Regions from separate parts of the Mus musculus genome. Here region 1 is linked to region 2. Evidence: chromatin loops called from intact Hi-C (ENCODE). Cell type or tissue: gastrocnemius. All regions are shown on one strand. Links, peaks and the distances in the headings refer to the core of each region. The heading gives the core; the rest is flanking DNA. Region 1 holds the start of Gm35546 (predicted gene, 35546). Region 2 holds the start of Gm35655 (a long non-coding RNA gene).

Region 1 (8,695 bases), core at 181-8,180, 110 kb before region 2:
TTGGATCCAGGAGTCCATAAAATAATGGATAAGGTATAGTTGAAAGTAGAAATTCAAGGCGGAGTGCAGCAAATGAGGAGCTGGCCACATCACCCGGCTGTGGACACACAGCAGGCCGACCCTTGGGAGCTGGAGCAATGGATTCTTCCATTGGGTACCCTTTCTGTGTTTCTGAAGGAACGGAGCTTCTGGCGCCATTGACTGAATCCATGGGAAAGGAAATGAGGTCTGCCACTTTAACTTAAAAGGCAGCAACTGGAATACCAGGTAGAGAACCGAAGAACAGGTAGAGAGAGCAGACACCATTGAAGGAAATGAATCAGTAAGGGAGAAGAAGATCGAAGCAGAAAAGACCCTCAGCAAGCACACTTTCTGTGGGAGAAAGGGGGCTGCTTCTGTCTGCCTCCCCAGGAAGGAAGGGTTTCTGCATCACACTTATCACAAGAGGCTCTGTGAAAAACTGTACTAGCAGCAAAATCTGTCTGTCTGTCTGTCTGACTGCCTGCCTCTGCCCCAATCCCTCCCTCTCTCTCTCTCTCTCTCTCTCTCTCTCTCTCTCTCTCTCTCTGTCTCTCTCTCTCTCTCTCTCTCTCATACACACACACAAGCACACACTTGATTCCATTTCCATAAGCTATTTTTTTAACTAAAAAGTTAAGCTATTTGTTTAATCAAGGCCAGATTTGTGAAGTGACTTCAGATGCATTGCACAGAGTCCACATGGACAGACAAGATTAGCCCTAAATTAGGAGGAAGGTGGGCTACTCTTCTTACTCAAGGCCCCTTTGGGATGAGGAAGTCAAGTGATGAGAACCAGGAACCACTGTCAATTATTCTGAGAAACCATGAAGAGTATGCAAGGTGACAGAAACTTGAGAAGGCAAACTGTGGCTCTGAACCAAGTTCACTCTGACCTCTCTGAATTAAGCAAGACATGTTAAACTTGCTTCCTGTTCTGACAGCTGAGAACTGGGTTGGCTAGGACAGTTGTCAAGGTGAGTCATGATGCCCTGTAGGGCAAGCAGGGGAATGTGAGCTGCAGTGACCCCTTGGTTGGTGACTTTGAACTGGTGGAATGACTGTGACCTACAATGGGATGACTCTGAGGGGCCCAGAACATTGACTGAGCACTGCCCCAGCAAGCTTGGTCCTCTACTGTGCCACATTGGATCAACATATTTAATCCCAGAATGAAATGGAATATTGGTGCCTTGCAAACTTCATACATACAAGTGAGTGGAGAGAATATTATTCCAAAGGGAATTTGTCCCTTAAGATATGGCCCATCTAGATGGGTGAAACACCATTGCCCAGAATAGACTAGACTATTCTGGAGCTGATGTTTTAAATATAGTCAGAAGTAAAGCATAGAGAAATGTTTGAAGGAAAGAGTTGTCAGAAAGGGGGACGAGGATTAAGGAAGGACATTGAAGGTGACAGCTGGAGATGACACTGTGTGGGTGGATATGTTCTAATGGTGATATCTCTGTGTAGGAGTGTCACAGTAAAACACGCTAATCTGTACAATCAATATGGCTGGGTAATCATTTCTAAATTTTTGAAAAGTAAAAGAACACTCAATGGCTACTAAAACAGAGGCCCATGGCTGGTTCCTACACAGGGAGTAAAGAACTACAGAATCCATCATTCTAAATGAGACAACTGCCTCATGCTCCCTCCTTCCAAGGTAGGCAAATGCAGCAGCTTTCTCCTGGGATCTCTTTGTGCCTAAGCTGCTGCAGAAAGGTGACATCTACTGGGAGCAGGGAGAAAGCTGGAGGGTGGGGGGAGATCTCCTCTCTCTCTCTCTCTCTCTCTCTCTCTCTCCACTCATCCTTTTTGTTGGCTTATCCTACCCCAAGGCATGTTTTTTAGTTGATTCCAGATCCAATGGAGTTGACAATCAAGAGTAACCATCACAAAGAGAATGGATAAAAGCAAAGAGGTATAAGTCGCAATTGTAGTACACTATAAGGAAGCACTCTTGGCATCTATAACAGTCTAAATGTGTACTGGCTCTCTGACAGACTAGGGGGTCTTTGGAACAAGTCATATTTTTAAGCCTATATAAAACTATGCTGGTTAGTCCAAGAGCCATTAGTAATGTGTGGCAAACAAGCCCATGAAGTGTGGATGGTCTGCACCAAAGAAAATTCCAACTCTTTCTTTTTTTTCTCTCTCTTTTCATTTTTTATGTGTCTGTATATGTGGTATGCATGTGGGTATGTCTATATATGCATGTATAGCACATGCATTTGTGTGGGTGCACATGTATGTAGTGCCTGTGGTGGTGGTGGGGGGGGGCAAGACTGATTTTAGGAATCCATCCATCTTCTACCTTATTTACTGAGGCAGAGTCAATTAAACCCAGAGTTTGACAATGTGGCTGGTCTCCCTAGCCAGCTTTCTCTCTACCTTCTAAGACTAGAAGTACAGTGAGGGATGTCACACTCACCTGACATGTATAGAGTGAGAAGTTCCTGTCCTTGCATTCATGCGTCAAAAGCTTTAACTACTGAGCCCCCTCCCCAGCCCTTGCTTCCCTGGCTTACTGCAGCCACTAGACAGAGGTGGGCTGCATTTCCAGCTCACATTCCCTCGGGTTGTCAGTAATAATGTAAGAAGAGAGGCTGACCATGGGCAGTCTCCAGCTGCTGAGCTGTGGGCTGGCAGCTGAGCTTCACCTCCTCAGACTCCAGCTTTCCTACTGTAGCTAAAAGAATTGCCAGTGGGAACTTGCAAATAATGTCTTAATTGTTAGATGTGGGTGCCTGTTTAGGGACTACCCCACAGTTGTTTTAAGAGGCCTGCCTAGGTTAAGGCCATTTATGGAAGGAGCTAAATGGCAGTGACTCATTCCACAAGTATCTCTGGAATTTTCTGAGAAAGTACCATCATGTTGATCAACATTAGCTAACATGGACTCTTGTTAGTTTTGTTTTGTTCTGGGTTTTGTTTTGTTTTGTTTTGTTTTGTTTTGTTTTGTTTTGTTTTAAACAGAACCATACAGCTCAGGTTGTCCTCAAACTCAAAACATAGCTGAAGATGACCTTGAATTCTTGATCTTCTGCCTCTTCCTCTAGTGGTCTGGGGTATAGGCGTATGCTGCCATACCCAGCTTCATACAGGGTCTTAAATTAACTGATCAATTTCCTCTTAAATAGGCACAGTGACAATTGTGCTCAAGAATACTTTAAGTGTGGGGGCTAGATCTTCAGCACTGTTATCCCAGAATAGAACACCCTAATTATTATTTCTTACAGCATTATAGGTCTAGATATAAGCAAGGCAACTCAACACTGTATCTTAAGTGGTCTTAAGAAGACCAAAATGGGCAAATGTAATCCGTGTTCCTAAAACCTTGACAATGACAGATCCAACCATCTCTTTAACTACATGGTCATCATCACTCTGAAATCAGTTCACCAGTCCTCACTTTCGAAGCACAACCTTTGTAGAAGGAGGAAACTGTTAGGTGTGGGGGGGGGGGGGGTAGATGTAGCATACATACATGGCTGCCTGTCACGGTGCAGCACGTTGTTTTCAGAGAGGAACTGCTTTGCAGGGAAGCCCTGCAGACGACAAGAAGTTATCCCTGCAGATAATTCCTTCCCTTCCTCCCTTTAGAAGGTACATGCCCTTCAAAGAAGGCATACATACACTGTTAGCAAAGTCCAGAATCTTGGGATAAGATAGCTGGCTAATCTTAGGATAAGATAGCTGGCTATGCCACCCTGAAGCCTTTCCTGACAGCAGTCCTGATCTTTCACCTGTCCCCTACTACCTAGAAACCTTGAATAGCATGCCGGAAGGGTTTAGTCATCTCTGGGAGAGAGGGAACGCTTAGGGGGCGGAGGTGGTAAAAATAATGCTTAGCTGGAAAGATCTACTGATGTCAGTGACTATGGATTTAGGAATGCTGGTGAAATTCCACGCTCCCCACATTCTGCAGCGACCATCTATGTCCTTCTTGTGGCTACTGTTCTAGCAGCTTGCAACTTGATAGAAAGCTGGTGATGGGCCTGTGAGAGGCAAAGGACACCAGTGATTAAGACTAGCCAGGAAGCATGACGTAAGGGCATCTCCATTTCAGACCGGGGAGAACACAGCAAGGCTCTGCCTCATGGATCATAGATAAAAATAGCTACTGTCTGCTGGTGCCAGGTACTTTTCATGATCTGTCACTGAGAGCTCACAGCCAATTTCATGAGACGGTGCTACATTATCGTGCCTTCTTGCATGAGGAATTCAAGGCCACATGCGGTTTCGTCACTTGTCAAAGGTTAGTGTTGCTGAGGTTAGAACTGGGTCCCACTTTGATCTGATTCCAAAGCCTGATCCCTTAACTAGTGTGTGGAGCTGACTGCAGGGAGACTGCTACACCCAGGAAGAGCTGCAGCTGTCTCAGGTGAGCTTTGGTTAGACCTCATGAAACTGACCCTCTGGAGGGAAAGTGGGTGCTTCCCACAGTGCATGGGTAGGAGGAGGTGGGGCACTTGGAGGGGTGAAGGGGCCAGGACAAGGTTCCATGTGCTGCTAGAGTATGAAGTGGCCCTGGTGATAAAGGCTCTTGCTTTAAAGAATGCTGTGGGTGTCACAGCTGTGTGCCCACTCAGTATAGCAACTAAGGAAAAAGTCACCTAAAATTAGACCTGAGTATTATTAGAGGTACAAATTCAGTAATTACCCACTCTCTAATTCCTGCCGGAAATAAGTAAAGCAAAGCCTGTTGCTTTTCACTATGACTTGTGCCCTAATCATGATATCATTCCCATTGAACTTGAACTGGCTATCTTTGTTTTCAGGTCTCAATTAGGTCACAAAATCCATGCTCACTTAGAGAGCAAGAAAAAAATGGATACATACACACACACACACACACACACACACACACACACACACACACAAGTTACTGACCACTGGCATCTCATCCCAATGATGCTGGATGGGAAATAACAGAAACCAAACAGGGACAATGGTAGTGTTTCTTTCTCAGAGATAATCAGGGAATATGCTAGAAAGGTGGACTGACCTATGAAGGGAAAAGAAGAAGAAAAGAAGGTAAAGGCTGATTCATCTCTGAAGGAGGTTGGAAAAGAATGTAGTTTGACTGGAGATGGCAAAGAAGAGCAAGAGTTAGGCTGAGGGAACTCAGAGCATTGGCTGTCAGCTCCAGGCCATTCCAGTGCCCTGGGAAGGAAAGGCAAGGGACTAAAGAAGAGGCATACTGTTGGGTTGCTACCAAGTGTAAGCAAGAATTGGCTGCCTTAAAAAGTGAAGCCTTCCGACCTAGATGGTTCTAGTCACAGTGACAGCATAGGTCTGATTCAGCCTGCTCAAGGCTAGGGCAGGCTACAGCGTTCTGTGTCCATGAGAGGACACAATGCTACCTTAGAAAATAGCTATAGACTGTTAACAAGCCAAAGGGCACTGACTTGTGATATAAATATATATATAATACATATATGTGTATTAATTATAATCATATTATATAACACAAAACTATATACAGTTTATAGTTATATAGTTATATATACAGTTCTAATTATATACATAGTTATAATTTTATAGTTATAGTTATAAGCACTGTTATGGGGAAAATGCAGGACAGAAGGGACAGAAGTCAAGGAGGAAAGGCAGGAAGGCAGGAACAGGCTGGTGGTTGAATGCCAAGAAAGCATGCCCCTAATTTTGAAGCGTTTATGCTGGCATAACCTTTACTCTTTAGTCTATCAGGAACGGCCAAATAACAAAAGTTGTAATAAGCGTGAAACTGTTCCATGTGGCTAAATTATCCAGTGGTAACGGGGAAGGAAAGGTGAGAGCATGTTGTGATCGTCAATTTGGATTTTCTACCAGATCTTAAAACCATTCATCGGGAGAACTAGGAAAGGACACCTCTGGGCCTGCCTGTGAGCTGCTGCTAGAGAAGATTAGCCGAGAACTGAGTGAATGAGAGCCACCTTGAGAGGAGTGCCATCTAACAGGCTGGAGGTCCGGGTGACGTGAGAAAGTAGAAAGGGGAAGCAAGCCCTGGATTATGAGTTTCTTCCCCAGTGGGTGTGGTTTGATGCTGCCGATTCAGATGAACATCACACTCCAGCATCACACTCCAGCTTCTTCAGCCTTTGACAGACCTGCAGCAGTGAGATGCAAGGACCTTGGAGGCCCTCACCCTCAGACCCAGGACAACCGTTGGCTTCTCAGTCTCTGTTCTCACAAGCATCTTGTTCTGCGTTCCCTAGCTGACACCCAGCTCTCCAATCTACAGAGGACTGCTGTGGCCCCACAGAGTACTCCAGACTATTAGCTTCCTCTTGTTATTGTATATATTCCTTACCCTTAATGGTCCCAATACAAGGGTGAATTATCACTCTTCTCAGATCTGTCACCATCAATCCAATAATGAAGAGAACCATTTTCATCTGAATAAGCAATTAACCTCCAAGGTAGGATGGCTCAGTGAGAGTGCGGTCCTATGCAACTACCAAATTCTATTGAGTTAAACATTGTGCCTGCTCTTGCCAAGGAGTAATCTACCAAAACACAAAGGCATTATTTAAGTGCTACTCATAAAGAGAAAAATAATTCTATATTTAATATCATCTAAAGGCATTTGGCTTATTATACAAGCATTAATCAACTGTTACTATTATTTATTAATAGTGGCAGCGTGGAACCAAGGTCTACAGTGGCTGCTGAGGTCAGACTTGAAGAAATGACTCACATGCAAGGCTGATCTACATAAGTAGCCTGTGCTAAGACTGCCATCTGGTAGAACAATCTACATCACACGACTCCACGTTTCCTGTTACCCAAGGTAAGTACATTTCAAGCATGAGGGAAAACTTTATCAAGTTTCTCTAAGTCCCTTTACTTCGACACTAAAGTGGCTTACACAGGGAGGAGGGGAAGGGAAAGTACGAGGTGCAGGCTACTCTCTCATCTCCCCAGATTCCCTCTTCACAGAAGAGAAAGACTTTCTTAGCCATTATCACTCCTGTCATTGAGTCTGTCAAATTTGCCTACTTGCCCTTTAACAATGCTCTTCAGGCAACAGAACAGGGATTTGAGATACCATTGAAAATGGATGTATTCATTTGAGTTTCTCCCACCCCGCCTCCTACTACTTTCCCTCTCTTTCTCTATGTATTTTTCTTCCGTGTGTGTGTGTGTGTGTGTGTGTGTGTGTGTGTGTGTGTGTGTGTCTTCCATGCAGAATTGAGTGTGTGTCACCAAGTCTATGCAAGCGAAGCCATATACCCTAAGCATCTCTCTGTTTTGTACTAAGGACCTGGCATCTGAGATAATTCTAACATGAAACTGGCATTTTCAGTTTGCTCCTGTCGTAAGTAGAGCCTGCCATGAATCCTATCTCAGGCAGGTAAGAAGCCCGCTACCCCCGACACCCACCACCCACCTGCACGAGGCACCCTGGTACATCACCTAACCCTCCATTTCTCTCTGTGGAGATTCCAGGTCCACCCATCCACGAGTCCTCCAAAGGGGTTTTCAGAACATAGGACAAGCCAACATTTCTACTTAGTTCAGAGTCTTTTTTGATGTTTGATTTTCTTCAGACTTTTACAAATTTGGAATTTTGTAATTTAGATTTTAAAAATTATTTTGAACTATAAAATTTATATTATAATTTAGCTAAGTAACAGATATCACTGTCCCTTTTCTATTTGTAAGAAAATGTTGTCCTATACAAATTTAAAGGAAACTTTACTAGGCCCGGGAAGAAGAGCAAACTGCTGATTTAGTAACTGTGCTAATTAGCAATGACAGTGCTCACTACTAGAAATGCAAATCCCGTAACACCATCAGCATTGACCCAGGGTGTCTGTCTGTGAAAATTTTGATATGTTAAGCAAAGAGGTAAAGGAAAAGATATAACATGGGAGTTGATATGTAAGAGAAAAGGCAGATGGAGCTTGGGTCTAGAGTTGGCTAACATTCATAATGACCCAAGTTTAATCCCATGCACCAATTTTTATTAAAATGAGCCAAAAAATAGTGGGGAAGAAGAAGAAAAAGAAAGAGGAGGAGGAGGAAGAGGAGGCAGCAACCTTGGTTTAGACACATTTGTCTATGACACATTTAAAGCTAAAGGCAGATAGTAACTTAGTAAGTTAGGGGTCAACTGGAGAAAATCACAGAGTGCCATTCATATTTGATGTTGTATGATTATGGTAGCTAGGAAATACAGCATCTGAAACCAAGCCTGAAGTCACAGTAGCAGGCTTTAGCCTCCAGGGCTGCATACATTTTTCAGAGGGGCTGCTATGCTTTGCTTCAGTGGTGCACCTCAACCTGCCCACATGACACTGTCTACTTCATTGGAATGAAATTATTAGCATGTCTGTTTCCACGGAAACCAAGACTGCTAGACCAACAAAGTAGAGACACCAAGCAGACTTCAGTAGCTTATTACTAGAAGCTAATTGCATCTCTCTCTCTGTCTCTCTCTGTCTCTCTCTCTGTCTCTCTCTCTGTCTCTCTCTCTGTCTCTCTCTCTCTCTCTCTCTCTCTCTCTCTCTCTCTCTCTCTCTCTCTCTCTGTGTGTGTGTGTGTGTGCGTGCTTGCATGTGCATATGCCTATGTATGCTACTGTGGAGGTCAGAGATTGACAGTGAGGGTTGTTATTGCTCTCCACCTTACTTTTCTGAGACATGGTATCTTCTAGAACCTG
Region 2 (8,695 bases), core at 450-8,449:
GTCCTCAACTTCCAGAGCTTCAAATGCCAAGGGATGAGCTTGGATGTGCAAAGATACACCAATGGAATCCCAAGAGACATCCCAGGGGGCAGTCCCTTCCATAAAAGCTCTTCCTCTGCAAAGAAATGGCCTTTATCTGGGATTGCTCCTTTCTTCTTCTGGCCCAGGGTCAGAGTACACTGTATGCAATTTTCAGGACTTTCTGAGCTAGCCTCTTAATTACAGAAATTCCTTATAAATCAAGTAGGGACAACTCCGGGGCGATCGTGAAGATGTCAAAGCAGAAGTGACAATGAGATAGAACTAGTGGATGAACGGTGGACAGCCCGAAGAAGAAGAAGAAGAAGAAGAAGAAGAAGAAGAAGAAGAAGAAGAAGAAGAAGAAGAAGAAGAAGGATTTCCCCCACGTGGAAAAATGACAAAGCTCTATGACATCTGGTGCAGACGCGATCATTGGCGATACACGTGGTCTGAGAAGCACTGAAATTACCAAGAAGGAAACCAGTCCAAAGCTTGGAAATGAAATTGCATTTCCCAGAAAACTCCCACTTATATTTTGGCAACAATAAATGTCCCAGTGCTGTTAAAATCTACCAGGAAAACCTCTACCCAGTTCTTTTAGCTGTTGCTGTTTTCAGGTGGAGTGTTTTGAGAGCTCCCCAGCCTGGGACCATGTCGGCCTGATGCTCAGAGCCCAGTGGTGCATTCTTGTTCACGGGACGGAATGAATGAGGTTTCCTATGGCAGCCTGAAGTTATGAATGGATGGTGATCCGTGAACTGGCTTGTTGGGACAGATGTGTTGTTTGTCAGTGTGCTGTGGGCAAGATGGGGAAGGCCACGTGAACAGAGCCAAGAACTCAGGCATTTTTCTTTTTCTTTCATGAGGCTGGAAAGGTCCTGTAGAACTTCCTGAAACAAACACCACCAGAGAGCAGATCTCACATAGCTACCCCATGACTGTGCGTTCAGATATGTGGAGTCTCCTCTTCAGGAACAACCTGGCTCCTAATTACCAGTGTGGAGAGAGCCAGGAAGGCCTGCGGCAGCAGAGACACTCTCCCTGGGAATGGGGGTGCATGGAGCCGGCTGGTGTGAAGGAAAACAGCTGCCTGCCGAGGGTTGGAAATGCATTCAAACTATTTTCAGATGGTTTGGGCTTCACAACATCCACAGAGTATTTCCCATCTGCCTTTGGTTTCTCAAGTCATTGTGGCTAAAGAAAAATCTAAGCCAAACATTTCTAACTTCTCAGGCCTAACAAGTCCAAGCGCTGCTTGAGAGACTGAAAGGGAAGGGAGCGGTCCACGGGGCAGGGTTTTCTCAGCTCCACGAAGCTTCTCCTCTTTCCAAAGGACCTAAATCCAGTCAATTTCCTCTTGAACAGAAGAGTTTTCTGGCACCAGTGGAGTGGTGTTCCCAAGCTGCCCCAAGAAAGTTAGGGCACAAATTCACAGAGGAAACATCATACAGTATACTGATAAGCATGACCCGAGGGCTCAGCATGGCTGGTCCCTTTGTCACTGGTTTGGATTGCTTTCTCAAATCACTTCAGGTGACTCCCAAGAAGTCCCTTGTACCCTCTCCTCCAGTTTCCTCCACCCTCTGGGGTCCTTCACTTGTTGAAGCCTCTGAACATAATTCAGAGCTGGGCCAGAGCTGGTCTCCAGTCAAAGTGAGTCTACCCAGCTTAACCACGGCTGTCTGACCTGGCTTGGCAGTGCTCTCTCCAATGCCCTGCTTCCTTTTACTCAATAGAGACTCACTGGAGCAGGGGATGGGGCATGGGAGAAAAGGGGGGAGGGGCGGGGGTTGAGACAGGGAACCACCATGAAGCCACGGTGAGAGGAAGCCACGGTGAGAGGAAGCCCTGAGAGCCAGAAGCAGTTGTGGTAGGTATCCTCACCCGTGCTACACCTACACCGTGGTTCAGAACACTAGTAACAGCTGTTACTGACTTCGTTCTTAACAAACTGAGAACGAAGCCCAGGCAGGCGATAAGCATGAACCCATGCTACAAGGCCAGAAACGGCACAGTTCTGAAAGCTTGTAGCAATGGGGCCATGTTAGACTCAGGGCAGGACCCTATGTTTACAAACTCCACCCCAACTCCCTCTGGTCCATCTCCTGCCACGCGTTCCTCTCTTGCTTCTACTTCTTATCGAGTTCTAAAGCGCAGGCTCGTTTTGCCATCCAGATGGGTTAACTTTCTCAAAGCATCCTAGAATGCTTGGGAGGGGTTGCAGTCCAGGTCAAAGCCAAGGACTTGATAAATCATAAGGTTTGTATCAATCAAGTGAACAGATGAAAGCTGAATAGGTTGAAGGGGAAAGAACTCCCTCCAGTTTTTTGCAGTCTTCAGAGATACTTTTGTTTCCCTAGGAAACGATTCTGAACTTGCAAATGCAGTGCTCCTCTGGAGGACAGAGTCATTCTCACAAGGATTCAGGTCAAGGAAAGTCACGCTGAGCTACCCACAGTGGCACACGCCGGTGGCTCCAGTACTCAGAAGGCAGAAGCAGTAAGATAAAGAGTTCAAGGCTAGCCTGGACTACATATCCCAAGGTCTGAGCTACATATGAAGACCCCATTTCTACCAAACAACAGGAAAGGCAATAGAGTCCGTTTCCTGGACTGTGTGTTAAGGCCACTTTGGAGGTTCAGTCATTCTCAGAAGGCAACACTCATTTGCTGAACATTTATTGAGCAAAGACAGTGTGCCAGGTTCTGTAGGGACAGAGAGAACCCGAGACATCTACAAATCCAACAGCACAAGACAGTGTAGGGAGGCAGAAATGAGAGTAAACCACAGGTCAGGATCTCGGGGTGCGCAAGAGCCAATCAAATGTATTCAGACAAAACAAAGGTGGTCTCTTACAGAGAAGCCATCTTCTTACTGCAACAACCCTCAAAATCCAGTTGAAGAAGCAACATCCACAGGACCCAGAGACATGAAAATCCATGGCCTGCGCATGGATAAAAGCCAAAAGAAAAGCTTGCCGGAAAGTAGTACTAACAGGTTGGTAACAGGCAGAGGCGGGGCAGGACAGGATGAAGGCAGAGCTGACCTTATAGGGTTTACAGAGCTAACTACTGAAGAGAGATGAACCTAAGAAGACATCAAAAGCCTCCTGGTGTAAGAGGTCACCTACCTTGCCATCCTTTCTCCTAAAGGTCATTTGAAGAATAATCAGAGTGAACCAGAGAACTGGACCCACTGGGTGGAACATCCATGGAAAGATGTGGGGATGCCAAGACATCCCAAGAACGCAGAAGTGGTTCCCTGGGACATCTCAGCTCATATAAGTACTGCTGAACCCATGCCATCTCATAACCAGTCATGCACTAGAATCTGCTGGAGTAGTCTTCCTTTCTGGTGGTGTGGTAGCAATGGTACATCTTAAAGTCAATGACATTTGCAATGCAACGAATAATGACTGCCATGCAGAGGCCTACTAAGTGCCAGAAGCTGCCCAGGGCTTCTTCACACATCAGACCTCTGCAATCTGCAGAAGTAGGTGGCCCGGTAGAAATCTGAAGGGCTGCCATATCCCCAAAACACAGCAGGGTACTAGATACGGATGGGCACGGTGGCCTGACCACCTACAGAGGGATACCCATCATCTCAAAGGGTGAGGGGCAATTTGGATTAAAAGCCAGGGGCTAAAGAGGGTATGATGTGGAGTCAAAGCCATCCGGCCAACACAGGAAGCCGGTGGCCAGAGTGCAGTCTAACACCCACTTCTGACTCTCAGAGGTTAGTAAAGAAAGAACCACCCAAGGCAGCTTGGGTTGGAGCAAGACACAGATGTCTTTTAAACAAAAGCTGCAAGAGAATCTTTTGGTCTAAACCTGACCTAGAACCTGACCTAGAACCTGACCTAGAGCCTGACCTAGAGCCTGACCTAGAGCCTGACCTAGAACCTGACCTAGAACCTGACCTAGAGCCTGACCTAGAGCCTGACCTAGAGCCTGACCTAGAACCCTATCATGTTATTAAATTTAAAATAAGTGCCCAGAGAACAATGAATTTATAAATACTATCTCTGGGTTAAATACTATCTCTGTTCAAAATATATTAAAGAGCAGAACACAAACACACCAGATGCTTTTAAAAAAATGACAACAGAAACATCTGTTTGTCTCAGCCAAAGCCACATTTCGTCAGGCTGCTGGGAATCTGCAAAGCGGATTCCTCACTGAGACCTAAGGACGGACCGGAAACGCGAGGAGACAGCAGCGGACAGGACTGCCCTGGGCAGGCACCTGCTTGCTGCCCACCTCTCTTGGGAATTTATGAAGAAGATGCCAGAGTCAGTGGGGAAGGATCTAGGCCAGGAACCCTTCCTTGCACACTTCTCCCCGGGCTCTTCCACCCTGCCTTCCCGAACCTTCCAAAATTACAGCTTCCAGTGTGTTGTAATCTCTGGGCAAAGACCCCGCAGTACTGACCTCCACAATTCTAACCCAGATTTGATGGGAGTTCAACGGTGAATCATTAGCCCTTTTCACATCTCCATTTCCTCTAGGAAAAACGATTTGTCATTCTTTCATATCTTTACACAGAAGGTGCCTGAGGAGGCTACATCTGCATCTCTCCACCATGGGGAAGACAACTTTCAAGACCTGCATTCCCTGGCCTTGACCACAGGAGGCGCTGTGGAGACGTGGGGGGAGGGTGTAGTTAAGCGAACCACATGCTCTTTAACCTTGGGGAACCCCTAGACTTTAAAACATGGGGGTCTACTCAAGAGAGGCAGCAGCAAAACCACCTCCCTGTTCCAGCTATAAACTGTGTTTTAATTTGATGCTTCACCTACTCACTTTGCAAAGTAAAAATGAAGGAGATCTGGAAGAAGGAGAGCGCAGAGGTGCTTGGGTGTAACCACAACGAGGCATTAATGGAGGGAATGAGAGAGTCAGCTCTGTTGTACATTAATAACTGCCATCATGGAAGTCAAGAGGTCCTAGCTAGTCTTCACTCACCAACCCCCCTTCCTGTCTCTGACTCACATTCATCTACGAACATACACAGAGAATCTTTTAGGAGAGAAGGCAAAAATACAGCTTTACAGTAAGGCTACGGGGCTGGATAGATGGCTCAGTAGTTAAGAGCTCCGGCTGCTCTTCTGAAGGTCCTGAGTTCAAGTCCCAGAAACCACATGGTGGCTCACAACCATCTGTAACAAGATCTGACTCCCTCTTCTGGTGTGTCTGAAGACAGCTACAGTGTACTTATATGTAATAATAAATAAATCTTTAAGAAAGGAGGAGGAGAAAGAACAAAATAAAAAAAAATAATAAATTAAGGCTACTACTGTGTTCTGCTAATATTCCACTTCATTAGGCCAGCAATCTGGATATATAGAAAGACAGCTTCATGAATTGAATACTAAGTCACATTCCTCAAAACCATGCTGACATTGGCATTCATTCTACATCCCGCAATTTCACTTGGAAATTACAGGAGGACCAGAGAGGGAGAATTGCTTAGCATTAAGTGTTTAGCCTTCATGTGAAAGAACTACCAAGGCTAACTCTTTGTGATGTTTCCACGCTGTGCACTTCAGCCCACCTGATTCAGAGATAGAACCAGCCGACATGGCAAGTCACTGTCTTTGCTTGCCCAGGCTGCAGATTCCACTCTTCATTAACACAAAGCTTATTCTATTTGAAAGGAAAATCCAAGATAATTCCTCGGGTTCTTTTTGTTTTCTATGTGCTGACTTGGCATTCCTGGTGAATGAGGGACCAACCCCATTACTGAAGGCAAATGAATGGGAATGTTGGTTGTTTCAAATGTAGGAGCTTCAATATCACAACAATAAAAAACATGTCATACAAAGTAGCCCAGTCCATATTCTATTCTGATTATTCTCTATTTGATGATTTTATTTTAATATCCTTTGATCATAAAGATATTTTGTTGTTGCTATTACTTTTTAAAATATTACTAGGAGTAGAATTCAGCAACCGAAGCTGCACACCAGGGAACTGTGGCTTCCCACCATGGGCAACATTGAAATTTGAGGCAGAATAATTCTCTGGCATATGGCGGAAGGGGTAGGCTGCCCTCTTCGTTATAATAGGATAGAAATATCCCTGGCTTCTATCTAATGAAGACCAGCAGAATCTCACCTCAAGACAGTGAAAAATATTTTCAGACATTTTCAGCTGTCACAGCAGAAGCCACACAGAGCAAGGGGAGGAGAGAGCAGGGCTCACTGTTGCCAGAGTTAGACCCACAACACTTCGCTGGGAAGAGAAGCAGAGAGGAGAGCCAAGCATGGCAGTGCACATAATCCCTGCACTAGGGTAGGTGAGGGCAGAGGACCATGAGTTTGAGGATGACCTAAACTATAAGACAAGTCTGAGAGCAGCTTCAGCTACAGTCTAAGACAGAATCTTAACAAACAGGTTTAGAATACAGATCAGTGATAGGAAGTATGTCTTTACATGGGAGAACCTCAGACTTAAAACAAAACAAACAAACAAAGAAATAAGTAAATAATGAAAAATAGACCAAAAAAAGAAAACAACTTCCCCTTTCCCCACTGGGTCTCTATTTGTTTTAATATCAATTTAGAGTCTTCTTAGAAAAAGAGTCACTTTTTCAGAATTTCTAAAGCCTTATACAGCGTCTTTTGAATAGCTGCACCTTGAACTTCAAAGGAATAGTCAAAGTGTTTGGTATCCACTAATTCCTGCAGGGCACAGGATCCGTAAACTCTAGCACAACTCCACTCTGAGTCTTAAACCAACAGTATGCGAAAAGATCAATATGCAGAAATTCAAAACTAATCAGATCCCTTCTTTAAATGTTGACACAGTATTATTTATACCCCCATAAATACATTCTTGGCTAAAATTCATACTAGAAGCTTGGCACCTGGCCAGTTCTATTAATATCTACTTATTTATACAGCACACTTGGCCAAGGATAATATTTAAGACAAAGTATGCCTGAGGGCATATACAATATCTCTTGTATTTTCGGTTTTCAATCTCCACATTGCTAAAAAGATTGAGTTTGAACTTTATAAAACGTCCCACCAAGGGCTATCAGCCGTCTGTAGTGATATATAGTCACCAAGCATAATTAGGGCATATTTGTAATACTTGAGTTGAAGTCACTCCCTGAACACTAATAAGTTGGTGGAAAAAAAAAAAAAAAGAGGCGGCGATCTTTCCCATGACTTCTCTATGGGCTTGTGACCCTCTTCAGATTCACTGCAAGATGTAACAGGCACATGCGCTCCCTGTATGCACCACAGTGGCATAGAAGCCAGCCAGCCCTGCTCCTCCAAATCTCCTTGCTTTAAATACAATGGAATGATTCTCTCTCCCTCTCCCTCTCCCTCTCCCTCTCCCTCTCCCTCTCCCTCTCCCTCTCCCTCTCCCTCTCCCTCTCCCTCTCCCTCTCCCTCTCCCTCTCCCTCTCCCTCTCCCTCTCCCTCTCCCTCTCCCTCTCCCTCTCCCTCTCTCTTCTGGAAGAACTCCCTATATCTAGAAAGTCCTGGAAAATCAGTTAACCTACTTTCTATAACATTATCCATAGCCCCTGCTCAGTTGTGTTGAATCCGCTGCTATTAATATACCTTTCTACTCCTAAGCTTCTACACTGAACACAATCTTCTTAAATCTCTAGTTTTCACGTAAAAATGATAGTACATGTGTGTATGTGTGTGTGTGTGTGTGTGTGTGTGTGTATAGTATGTGTGTGTGTGTATGTATAGTGTGTGTGTGTGTGTAAGCATACTTAGGTTTTCATTTAATCGGAGGTTCAGGAGTGGGATACAGAAGAGTCCACATATCGATGTTATTGATACCCTCACATCCTCCATAAAACCTGGGCGGTTCTTCTAACCTGCTCATGACCTTGGTTCTGGGGTTGTCCCTTCTCTGCTCACCTTCATCCATTGGACTGAAGCACTTCCCCTGGTGGCCTGCTCCCTGCACACCTATGCAATGTGAGATTGGATCTTTGTCCTCTTTGCAGACTTCCTGACAGCTAATCTGAGCTTTGGCATGTAAACACCGAAGAAGGAGTTATTCAGCCCCGGATCACATGCCTGTCTGTCAGCCCAAACATCTGCAGAATCAACACACGTATGTGGGAGAAAACTAACTGAGTCAAGCCGTCCCTCAGCCCCAGTGGCTCTGGACTAATTACAATGAACTCCCTTCCCTAGCATCACTGTGGCTCCACCCCAGATAGAAATCCTTATTTCCCAGGAGCAATAAACAGGGCGGACTGTACGCATCCACTGTAGTGGATAGGGCCGTAACTATAATAATAAAACCGTCCTGCTGGCCAGGGTTCCCTGCATCTGTTACGGCACTAAACAACAAGAGAACACTACAGGGTAAGAGAAGTGACCAGAAAGAGTGTGGTTAGACACATGGGTAGACCAACGCTCTGAGGGCACCAAGTGCAAGACGCGGCAAGTCAGACAGCTATGGCTCGTCAAACTAAAAATAAATATTAGGAGAGAAAAGCACCTCCCTGCAATTCTGACTTCTGGGATAAAATTACCAAGATGGCTGCGTTATCTATTTAGGCAAGACACAGAGACTTCACAAAGGCAGCCAGCAAGGATATAGGGCATGAAAGGGGAGGAGAGAACAGAGCAGCCAATGAGAAGTTTACGACAGGGACTTGGAACACAGGGATGCTGAAGTTTTTTTTTTTTCTC

What was found. Hi-C counts contacts between places; a loop is a spot of excess contacts. Peaks named below come from ENCODE experiments on the same cell type or tissue, not always from the same donor. Only the 100,000 strongest peaks of a DNase experiment are listed, where the experiment ranks them.
Region 1: a loop joins it to region 2, with 4 times the contacts of the local background. A loop is called at or near these places in 3 of 42 quality-filtered maps.

Annotation. Positions count from the first base shown.
Region 1 is chr1:186,583,139-186,591,833 of GRCm38, forward strand. It overlaps Gm35546 (predicted gene, 35546), which reads left to right and starts at 4,184. Exons shown (of 4, transcript NR_168305.1): 1 at 4,184-4,282; 2 at 5,860-6,449; 3 at 6,667-6,820. In gastrocnemius, for the core only: no CTCF peak of the experiment used is centred there; no DNase peak of the experiment used is centred there; H3K4me3 peaks cover 832 bases; H3K27ac peaks cover 4,783 bases.
Region 2 is chr1:186,694,498-186,703,192 of GRCm38, forward strand. The region is part of intron 1 of Tgfb2 (transforming growth factor, beta 2); the gene reads right to left. It overlaps Gm35655 (a long non-coding RNA gene), which reads left to right and starts at 6,459. Exons shown (of 2, transcript XR_373811.4): 1 at 6,459-8,695. In gastrocnemius, for the core only: a CTCF peak has its summit at 4,623; a DNase peak (open chromatin) is centred at 8,257; H3K4me3 peaks cover 1,465 bases; H3K27ac peaks cover 5,717 bases.